Regions from separate parts of the Homo sapiens genome. Here region 2 is linked to region 1. Evidence: read pairs that join two places in POLR2A ChIA-PET (ENCODE). Cell type or tissue: Caco-2. All regions are shown on one strand. Links, peaks and the distances in the headings refer to the core of each region. The heading gives the core; the rest is flanking DNA.

Region 1 (7,564 bases), core at 1,776-5,775:
AGGAGCGCTCTGCTCCACACCTGGCCCACCGTGGAACACCAGGTACCTAAGGCCCTGGGCTGAGGGCTCGCAGAACTGGGACAGTAACTGAGCTGGAAGAGGTCATGATGGTCGCCAAGTTCAAAACCCTTGTTTTGCTCGGAGAAAACGAGCCCAGAGAGTATGAAGGGACTTCCCCCAAGCTATAAGCAAAGCATGCGAAGGAGCAGAGGCCTCACTCAGGGATCACACATCAGGAAGGCCCCACTGAGCAACACACGTGCCACTGGCAACAGCTCCAGTGACCACTGAGGGGCACACGACACCACGGGGAGCATGCATTGAAATTCACACAAAATCTTTTTTTTTTTTTTTTTTGAGACGGAGTCTCGCTCTTTCATCCAGGCTGGACTGCAGTGGCGCTATCTGGGCTCACTGCAAGCTCTGCCTCCCGGGTTCACGCCATTCTCCTGCCTCAGCCTCCCAAGTAGCTGGGACTACAGGCGCCCGCCACCACGAACGGCTAACTTTTTTTGTATTTTTAGTAGAGACGGGGTTTCACTGTGTTAGCCAGGATGGTCTCGAGCTCCTGACCTCGTGATCCGCCTGCCTCGGCCTCCCAAAGTGCTGGGATTACAGGTGTGAGCCACTGCGTCTGGCCTATTCACACACACTCTTGATTTCAGAAACCATGACCCAATATGAAGCAAAATTTAAACAAAAGGACAAGATGGTATAAGATTTTTTTTTTTTTTGGGGGGGACAGGGTCTCACTCTGTCGCCCAGGCTGGAGTGCAGTGGCGTGATCTCGGCTCACCGCAACCTCTGCCTCCCAGACTCAGGCGATTCTCCTGCCTCAGCCTCCCAAACAGCTGGGATTACAGGTGCACGCCATCACACTTGGCTAATTTTTGTATTTTTAGTAGAGACGGGGTTTCACTACGTTGGCCAGGCTAGTCTCAAACTACTGACCTCAAATGATCCACCCATCTTGGCCTCCCAAAGTGCTGGGATTCCAGGCGTGAGCCACCATGCCCGGCCCATAAGATGTTTCTTTGTGTTGAGGGAGGGTCTCTGGACCCAAGACTCTCTGAAGGAAGCTGTGACTGCTTTGTCAGGGTGTGGAGAACACTTCCCTCCCTTTTGCCCAGAACCAGTTTTGGGTTTATTTTAACCAGCAATGCTGAGTTGCTGTTCTCCCTTGTCAAACAGAACCCTGGTGTTGCTCTGTGACTGGTAAAGACCTACCTCCTCCCTGCATCATCTTGTAGATTTTGCTCTCAATGTGGAGCTGAGGGTGTTTGGTTTTGACACATTCAAGCTTGATGGCAACCTCTTCTCCTGCAGCAATGTCCGTACCTTGGCAAAGAAAGAAAACCACAACAGGAATTACCTGGTATCCACCAAATAACCCAACATGCTGGAGAAACAACAAGCACTATGTGTTTTCCATGAAGGACCAAGTGAGGGATGTGTTCTCCTTCCTAGCATAGTAAGGCGGGCTAATCGGCTGACACATCTCTGGGGGAAGTTATCCATATTCCCATTTTCACAACAGGACGAATTTGAACTGCACAGAAAGTTTATGTGGCTTCCATCACCCGCCCACCAGTCTTCAGGTGCTGCAGCTCCCTCTCCACAGTGGCCCTTCTGGTCTGCATCCTCCCATCAGCCCTGCCCAAGGCCCCTGCACTTGCCCGCCCCAGACAGCCTGTGGTAGAGCTCCACGGTGCCATTCCCTTTTCTCCATGCTGCCTGATAGGCCTCCGAGGGGGTGGTTTGAGTTTCCCCCTGAGGAAGGGCTAGGTTTTTACCCAATAGCCACAGTCCCAGTCCACCCAGGCCTGGCATCACAGGCAGCGGGAGTCATCTCTAGCCAACCTATTGCAGGCAAACACCCTCCACCAGGCGGAGGGAGGCCCTTCTCCCTTCCTGGGGACACAAAGCCAGAAGAATCGCCTGTTTTCAACGCCCTAAATGTACCACCTACCAACACGCACCGGTCACACATCTTTCATCAGTCTATGGCTAAAACCAATGACACATCTAATACCATGACGATCGGACTATGAGTTTGGAGGCAAAATTACACTTTTTATCTAGAAATGTTCCATCTCTGCTTTACTCCAATAAATGACAAATGTGACAACCACCATCCCTCTCAGGTTCACCCACAAATGCTCCTGAGTTTGAATCTGGCCCAAAGCCTTCCCCAAATCCACTGCATGAGGCATCCAAGGAGCTTTAACCGAACAGGAGAGAAAAAGAAGCTGCACACAGTACATACCCAGCTCTCTCCTCTTCCCTCACGAGTCCCTTCAGAGTATAAGACACTGGAATCGGCCGGGCGCGGTGGCTCACGCCTGTAATCCCAGCACTTTGGGAGGCCAAGGCGGGCGGATCACAAGGTCAGGAGATTGAGACCATCCTGGCTAACACGGTGAAACCCCATCTCTACTAAAAATACAAAAAATTAGCTGGGCATGGTGGTGGGTACCTGTGGTCCCAGCTACTTGGGAGCCTGAGGCAGGAGAATGGCGTGAACCTGGGAGGCGGAGCTTGCAGTGAGCCGAGATCGCGCCACTGCACTCCAGCCTGGGTGACAGAGCGAGACACCGTCTCAAAAAAAAAAAAAAAAAAAAAAGGACACTGGATCCTTCCCAACAGCGTGGCTATGTGGAAAAGAATTCACACTAGCTTCAGCAGCCCAGACAAAGCCCTGGGAGACTTCCTTCCCTGAGAGACTGTGGTGCTGGGCAAAGCAACTTGGCTAGTTCTTAGTGACTCGGTTTCTCTTGTCAATGGAGATCAGTGGTGAGGTCTGACGTCTGTTTCATGAGAGTTGTGGAGATGAATGGGTTAACAGTTTCTTTTACTGCTCTTTAAGATAAGGTTCCCTGATGAAAAGCAGAGTAAGGTCAAGTGAGCACTAGAGCAGTCTGCTGATATCCACACGTCCACTGAACACCCAGGAAGCCCCTCGTCTGCCCAGATGGCGGCATGAGATGTGCCACTTCCAGCCTGGGCCCCAAACCCCTTGCCACTGCTGCGTTCCACAGGAATCGCCACCACCGGGTCACCGCCAGTGACCATTCTAGATTTAAGAACGTCACTTACTATCAACAGAGACTCTTCAGAGTACTCGAGGTAACAAATTTTGTTCTTCCTGCCTACAGTTGGGACAGTCTATCCAATTACAAGAGAAATGACTTCATCGAAAAATGTACTGTGTAAATGAAAAACCACTCTGAGTTCCTCTAAGGACCTGGACTCTGAACTCAACTCGCCAGCCGGGAGGGAGGGTGACTCATCCCACTAGTTATGTCAGCAGCTCCCTGCACCCCCAAGCAGGCGCAGTGCAGCCTCGGACAGTACCGCCACCCTCGCCAGCTGGCAGCCCAGTGACCCCATGGCCTGGGGCCGATGGCTTGGGGCCACACAGTCTGCTGACTAGCATCTCTCACTCCACTTCTCTGTAGCTGATAAAGCTAATGTCTGCCAGTCACACCTGCAGCACTGACTGTCGTGGGGCAAAAGTCATCACCAGCCGCTCTGGCACACAACACGAATCACACCCTATCATGGGGCCGGGACCTCTCGCTGTGCAAGCACACAGATGTGCAAGCACACAGAGCCAGCCCTCCTGTGGAACCGACACCAAGGTCGCCCCGAGTCTCTACAGGGGAGTAGCTGGATGCAGGTCCTGTACACAGATGTGAGGATGGCAACTCTCTGGGGCCTGCAGCAGGGACCTCGTCACCTGCTGGGCAGAAGCATCAAGAAGCAGAACACCAAGGTCTGTGCATTCCAAAGGCACCACCTGCCTCAAGGTCGCTGAGCACTGCTCAGACCCCCTGGCCTGCAGCCCTGTCCCACCTCGCCCACCGGGGGCACCCCCACACTCTACCAGCCATGCTGCTGAAAGTCAGATCCTCAAGCTGCCATCAGTGCACAAGGCAGCACAGAGGCGCTCAGTAACTGTGGCTGCAATCTGGCATCGCTGCAGCATTTTGACCTTATACACAAGTTTTGGCATGCAACAGGTTGAAAATTACAAGCCTGGTTCTTCACCACAGGTTAAATCCGAGAAGCACTACTAGAAGGGGAATGAGAATTTGAAAGACCCTGAGCCCTGGGTGTCAGATTCAAAACAAACCAAAACCTGGTGACACGCAGATCACCAGGTTGTCTGGGTTGTCTGTTTATACAAAAGACATTCTGTCAACAAAACAAATTCAACTCTTCCCTGCAGCTCAACAATCCTGGTCTGCTGTGAGACAGGGCTTTCCTCAGTCCGTGTTTGGGTATCAGTTAATGTTAGTCCTACAAAAACAAAATTACGTCCCTCAAGTTCAGCAGCCAAAAGCAGATGGTGGCCGGGTGTGGTGGTTCACGCCTGTAATCCCAGCACTTTGGGAGGCTGAGGCTGATGGATCGCTTGAGGTCAGGCATTCGAGACCAGCCTGGCCCACATGGTGAAACCCCGTCCCTACTATAAATACAAAAAAAATTAGCCAGGCATGCTGGTGTGCGCCTCTAACCCCAGCTACTCAGGAGGTTGATGCGGAAGAACTGCTTGAACCCAGAAGGCAGGGGTTGCAGTGAGCTGAGATCGCGCCACTGCACCCCAGCCTAGGCAACAGAATGATACTTTGTCTTAAAAAAAAAAAAAAAAAAAAAAAGCAGATGGTGAGTTAAGCGAACCTAACCAGAGTGTGGCCCTGTCCTGGCACAGGAGGGTAATTCTGAATTACCAGCCTGGATGCTGGCAACTCCCATTAAGGATTGTCTTGTCAACAAAAAAAACAGGGAGACGCCTTGAGCAGCAGGACAAAGGTCAACTCGCAGGGCAGCGGTCAGCAGTACCACGACTTCTCATTACAGATGCTTGAGTTAAGGAGAGTCCAAGGTCAACAGAGGCTACAGCCCTAACACTGCAGTGAGGAGACCCCAGAAGCTACAGGAAGAACAGGTGGTCGCTCTCCTCTCATGGCTGGTCAGCATCTTGGGGCCCTATTGCATACCAGGCACCCTGCAGGCTGCCTCTTGAGAAATCAGTCAGTGAGGGGAAAAACGTGTGCTTCAGAGATGAAGCAGTTAGCTCCCAAAAGATGCTTGTGCACATTATGAAGTCAGTCCATCCAGGTAACAGGTGGACAAATGGAGGCCCTGACAAGCTGATGGTGCGATGGGATCAAGTACAGATGCCAACAGATTCATCTGTCCAGCCCACCAGCCAGGTAATCCAGTCCTGCCACTAACCTCCAGAACACACTACAGGTGAGAACAGAGGCAGGACCAGCTGGGCTCTCACTGCCTCTCTGCATGGGCCGCCTGCGGGGTGAACACAGCAGGCCTCTCCCTCTAGCCTAGCCCAGCTGAACAGTCCTCTTCCGCCAGACACCCCTGTGGTTCTGGGGCTGGGAACTCATGGTCCACATTAAGGACACTGGCTGTTTTCAAATGTTACCAAGTTTATTTCCAGTGGTACTCTGCCAGCATAAGTGAAAGAACTTCTGGTTTATGGCCACACCACATGGACACGGATGCGGAGGGCGGCACAGGGCCGGGGCCAGGTCACACAACAGGCTGCCAAGGTGTGCGCTCCACAGGTGTGTGTGGGCTGTGTCACCTTCCCAACCTGCCCTCCTGAAGGGCCTTGCGGATCTGGCAATCTCAGACTGAAGACAGATTGTTCTTTTTGGGGTCCCACTTTCCAAAGCCTGGGCATTCAAGAAATAGCCCCAAAATACTGCCCCCTTTGAAGGGGCAATTTTGGAACACGACAACCTGGCAGGGCCCTGCAGTGAGCACCCGCCCTCCAACTGTCACAGCAGGGTCGGGGCAGGCAGGCCCACACCACGCTTCTAGCCCACAGGCACTCCACTGAAGCACAGCCTTCCCCCCTTCCTGGTCTCAAACATCTGAAAGCACAGAAAGTCCCCGGTAGAAAAACAAGAACCCAAAAGCCAAGCTCAAAGCAAGGTGAACCCCACCTGGAGGATACCAAAGTGACAACAGTAGGAATGGTCTTAACGATACTCATACTAGAATATACACGACACACAGAGGTCAAGATGAAGACCTAGTTCCTCGATTTATGTGTAACTGGCTGCCCAAACAAAACTATGGTGGGGATGACCGATCCATCTCATAGTCTTCAGATCAGCCATCTTTGACTCTAACTGCCATTCTGCTCAGACCCACGCTTCTTTCAAACTGCCTTACTCCGGCTAACGTGACCACCTCGCCTTTCCTCCGTGGGGTCGTCTGAAAGGACCACAGTGTAGGCTAGGAGCCAATGCTGATGGGAAAAAAAAAAATCAGCTGTGCCTAACCCCACTCAAGTAACTGGACGTGTACCCTGATGGGTGGCTGTCTGGGACGGCTGTCTGGGGGCTCCAACCCCAGGGTGTCAGAGCCACAGCCGCCCGCAATCCCGTATCCAGCATGACTGTATGCCCAGCGCGAGGTGAGGCCTGGAGGGTAGAATGCTGAGTGAGGAGACAGCCTTCCACCCTCCACCTCTGGAATTACTTGGTGACAACCACACCAAAATTTGTCTTAATCTATCTTTGGAAAGCACAAAGTTGTTTGACAAGGTCTCAGATCAGAGAACAGATAGTTTCAAAGTACTTCTTATTTATTTATTTTTTGAGACAGAGTCTCACTCCATCGCCCAGGCTGCAGTGCAGTGGTGTGATCTTGGCTCACTGCAACCTCCGCCTCCCAGGTTCAAGCAATTCTCGTGCCTCAGCCTCCCAAGTAGCTGGAATTACAGGCAGCCACCACCACGCCTGGCCAATTTTTGTATTTTTAGTAGAGATGGGGTTTCGCCACTTTGGCCAGGCTGGTCTCCTGACCTCAAGCGACCCGCCCACCTCAGCTTCCCAAAGTGCTGGGATTACAGGCGTGAGCCACCACACCCGGCCCAAAATACTCCTTTTTGATGCCTGCCTAAAGGTGGCTAATGGACTGGCTTTGCAGTGTAACTCAGATCCTGGGGTTAAAACTTTCGCCAAAATCCATTGTTCTATAAATAAGCCAAACGACTTCCATTGACCAAGCACTCTGACTTCCCAAACACTGCCAAGAACACATCCAGCTGACCACCTGGTATAAATGTTTAATAGCCAAACCCAAATGTCTAAAGCCTGCTTACTCAGCAGTCCACTAAGGCATATGTACAGGTTCAAAAGCAACAATATGGCATGTGACAGGGTCACCTGGCAGGTTAACCAGGCACCGAAAGTATGAGCCACCCATATGTGTGGATTCGTCCTAACGCTGTCAGCCCACCGGGTCCTGAGTCCTCTCTCTGGTGACAAGTGGGAAGGGTGTGAGAACTGGAGACTGTCCACATGTGGCTTCATCTAAAAGGTATGACCAGAGGCATTACTGACATCCCAGGGGATTCCTGACCCTAGCTGACAGGTGCCCCAGTTAAAACACACCCCAAAGCTAGGGCTGCTGGAACAGAAAACAGCTCCCCTCAAAGGTCTGCAGCAGCCCCTCTGCAGGCACACCGCCTCAGGCTACATATCCTCAAATTCAGGGGATCTTGGAATAACTCGTGCATTGCACA
Region 2 (4,000 bases), core at 1-4,000, 280 kb after region 1:
CCGTCTCTACTAAAAATACCAAAATTAGTCGGGCGTGGTGGTGGGTGCCTGTAGTCCCAGCTACTCTGGAGGCTGAGGTGGGAGAATCACTTGAACCCGGGAGGTGGAGGTCACAGTGAGCCGAGATGGCACCACTGCACTCCAACCTGGGCGACAGGAGCAAAAACTCCATCAAAAAAAAAAAAAAAGGAAGGAGAAAGAAAGAAAGAATACACTGATCTCTCTTATAGTGTATACTGTCTATTACTACTGATTTTAAAGCTACAACCTTAAGCATCATACTCCCTGTGTTTAGAATATTCAGGGTGTAGTATTGTGGTTCACATTGTAGTATTGTGGTTCTCCATTGTGGTTCCCCGGAAGTGATCAAGGTGATACTTTACATTCAGGGTGTCCAGTCTTTAGGCTTTCCTGGGCCACATTGGAAAAAGTATTGTCTACACTAACAAGAGCTGGTAAGCTGAAAAAATCACAAAAATCATAATGTTTTAAGAAAGTTTATGAATTTGTATTGGGCCACATTCAAAGCCATCCTGGGCTGCATGCAGCCCACGGGCCGTGGGTTGGACAAGCTTGTTTTAAGAGTTTAGGAAGAAAAATAATACTTCTGGTTATTTTTTTCATCCTGCTTAGTTGCTATTTTTCTGTTTTACAGTGTGCAATACTGTAATATAATTTATACATATATTAATATATTGTTGCCAGCTTATTTTTACTTTAAACTTTTTTTTGAGGAATATTTCACATAAAACAAACTTAAGGGTACCTTTCAAAGAGTTTTGACAGCTGTATACACCATGTAGCCGAAATCACAATCAAAATAATAGATCCAGATATTACCCCTCACCCCAAACCTTCCTCTTGCCCCTTGGCAGTCAGCCTCATCCCCCTGGAGAGTCCCAGACACTCAACTCTGTGCCTCCCCTCCCGTAGAAGTGTTTTCTTCCAGGGTTTCATAAACATGGAATCATGTAGAATATACTGGTGTTTGGCTCGCTCTTATTCACATGGTATATTTGAGGTTCATCAGTGTTACTTGTGTGGGCAGTTTTCCTTTGCGATTGCTGGGCGGCAGCTGAGTGGATTCTCTTCTATGGATGTACCCCCATTTGTGGATCCATTCACCTACGGCTGACTGTCTAGACAGTGTCCAGTCTGGGCTGCTGTGCATCACGCTGCTGTGAACGTCTGTGTAGGAGTCACATTTGTGTGAACTGGTGCTCTCACTTCTCTTGGCAGATAACTACAAGTACGAGTGGTGGGGCCAGGTGGTCAGTGTGCATTTATTTCACAGAAAAGCTGACCCACTTTTCCAGAGCAGTTGCACCAGTTTGTATTCTTGCTGGCAGTATGTGACAGCTAGTTGCTCCATATCCTTGTCAGCACTTGGTTTTGTCAGTCTTCTTATATTAGCCATTATCTGGGTGTGTAGTGGTATGTCAGTATGTGTATTTTTTTTTAATACTTTGGATCATTTACATCAACCGTGGTTTAATTTGCCTTGCTGTTGAGCATCTCTACATGTGCTTTTGGCCATTTCTATGTCATCTGTAGTGAATGACCATTTTTAATGGGTTGTTTACCTTCTTACTGAATATTAAGCTTTGTTTATATACCCTGAACAGAAGTCCTTTGTGAGATAGGTGTATTGTGAATATTTTCTCCCATTCCATCCTTTGCCCTGTTTGTTGATACTGTATTTCATATATTCAAATATTGATTTCTACTTAATTTTTCACTTAGAGGTGTACAGTCAAAAGCATTTGGAGGCTACTGCTCAGCTGAATTAGCAGAAGGAATTGCTGTGGACTGAATAGAGGAAGGAAAGGACCCAGGCGCTGTCCCACAGCCTCTCCCGTGACCTCACCCTGGGGGAGGCATGGGTGTTTGGCAGAGAGCCCTTTTTGGTTTTACGTGAATGTCATTTGGGCGGGTGTGGGGTAGAATGATCTCAAGAGCATTCTCACCTCCGAGGAGCGGTTGCGTCTCGATGCATCGGCACAGGAGGGCTGTGCACTTTCCACTGCCACCACCCGTGAGACCTCCAGAGAGCCTGACCCTGCCATCTGCACTAAGATCCCCAGCTGTTGTCTGGTGATCCAGATGAGAGGACCAGCGTGATAGTTTCTCACAGCAGCCTCTGGCAGGACCTGGAGTGGAAATCTTCCTTAGTCTAAAACACATCCCGAATGACTGAACATTATAGGAGAATGTGTCTTTGTTTTACGAGGCCACTTGAAGTCCACCTCCCTCCTCTTCTGGGTGTGGCCCTTGCCTGTAGCTCCGAGTGTGAGGATCTTAAGTGTGAGGGTGTGTGCTCCTGAGCCAGCCTTTACCCCAACACCAAGTTGCCACACCGAACTGCAGACCTGGCAGCCCTGTCCAGCAACTTCCTTATCACAGTTACAGTGCAGCAAATGGGAGAGGGGCCAAAACCCCCAAAATTATTCTCCTTATTACAGTTACAGTACAGCAAATGGGAGAGGGGGGCCAAACCCCCAAAATTATTCTCCTTATTACAGTTACAGTACAGCAAATGGGAGAGGGGCCAAAACCCCCAAAATTATTCTCCTTATTACAGTTACAGTGCAGCAAATGGGAGAGGGGGGCCAAAACCCCAAAATTATTCTCCTTATTACAGTTGCAGTGCAGCAAATGGGAGATGGGGGGCAAAACCCCCCAAATTACTCTCCTTATTACAGTTGCAGTGCAGCAAATGGGAGATGGGGGCCAAAACCCCCCAAATTACTCTCCAAGCCAAAGGAAAACTCTGGATGCTCGATAGCCACTTACAGAGCTGCTCATCACATGCGTTGTTGGAACACCTAACACTAGCCTCCTGGTTATGAATGTTTCTGGAATCGAGCCTCCCTGATATGTGCCTACAGAAGCGGATCTGCCTGAGGACATCCGCCATTTCCTAATATTTATACCTTAGAATATAGAGCCAGCTTCATAACATGTGGGGTCCAGTGCAGAATGAAAACATGGGACCTGTAGTTGAGAAAGCAGGAAAAGGCCGGGCCCAGTGGCTCATGCCTGTAATGCCAGCACTTTGGGAGATTGAGGTGGGTGCATCACTTGAGCCCAGGAATTTGAGACCAGCTTCAGAAATACAGTGAGACCCCCATCTCTACAAAAACAAAACAGGCAGGTGTGGTGGTACGTGCCTGTAGTCCCAGCTATTCAGGAGGCTGAGGCGGGAGGATTGCTTCAGCCTGGGCTTGCAGTGAGCCATGATTGTGCCACTGCCTTCCAGCCTGGGCGACACTGCAAGACCTTGTCTCTAAACAAACACACACACACACACACAAAGAGCTTCTTTATGTCTTCTGTGGATTCCTGGCCTGCCATAGTGTTTTTAATTTGCCACTTGACTTCAAGCTTTCCCAGGAATACGTGTCTGAAGCAAGGCACCCCTGTTCACACCCCACCAGGGACATTGGACAGTTGTGGGGGAAGAAGGGGGTGCAGGAGCAAGATGGGCTGTGTCCCATTGAACTTCACTACAGAACACCAATTTAAAGATAAATGATTAGGGATTTCAAGATGTTGGCAGTAAGGCATTAAACTCCATGCCTGGCCCTTCTGAGGCGGGCTTTTTTTTTTTTTTTTTTGAGATGGAGTCTTGCTCTGTCCCCCAGGCGGGAGTGCAGTGGCGCAATCTCGGCTCACTACAAGCTCCGCCTCCCGGGTTCACGCCATTCTCCTGCCTCAGCCTCCCGAGTAGCTGGGACTACAGGCGCCCGCCACCACGCCCGGCTAATTTTTGTTGTATTTTTTAATAGAGACAGGGTTTCACCATGTTAGCCAGGATGGTCTCGATCTTCTGACCTTGTGATCCGCCTGCCTCAGCCTCCCAAAGTGCTGGGATGACAGGTGTGGGCCACGGCGCCGGCCCTGAGGTGGGCTTTGTGCAGCTGTGCTGGCCACACAAGCCTGAAACCGGCCTTGTCTGTATGGAAAAGTTCTGTGTCAAAACTAGGTGGTTTCTAAGTCA

The links. Peaks named below come from ENCODE experiments on the same cell type or tissue, not always from the same donor. Only the 100,000 strongest peaks of a DNase experiment are listed, where the experiment ranks them.
Region 2: POLR2A ChIA-PET joins it to region 1 with 8 read pairs; 2 of 35 experiments call an interaction of 5 or more read pairs at or near these places.

The regions. Positions count from the first base shown.
Region 1 is chr17:82,264,459-82,272,022 of GRCh38, forward strand. It overlaps CSNK1D (casein kinase 1 delta), which reads right to left. Exons shown (of 9, transcript NM_001893.6): 2 at 1,228-1,338. Among named protein-coding and RNA genes, the nearest start is that of CSNK1D, 5.5 kb to the right of the region's middle. RefSeq lists an enhancer at 1,227-1,958. In Caco-2, for the core only: no CTCF peak of the experiment used is centred there; a DNase peak (open chromatin) is centred at 3,313; H3K4me3 peaks cover 850 bases.
Region 2 is chr17:82,546,904-82,550,903 of GRCh38, forward strand. All of the region lies in intron 1 of FOXK2 (forkhead box K2), which reads left to right. Among named protein-coding and RNA genes, the nearest start is that of FOXK2, 29 kb to the left of the region's middle. In Caco-2, for the core only: no CTCF peak of the experiment used is centred there; no DNase peak of the experiment used is centred there.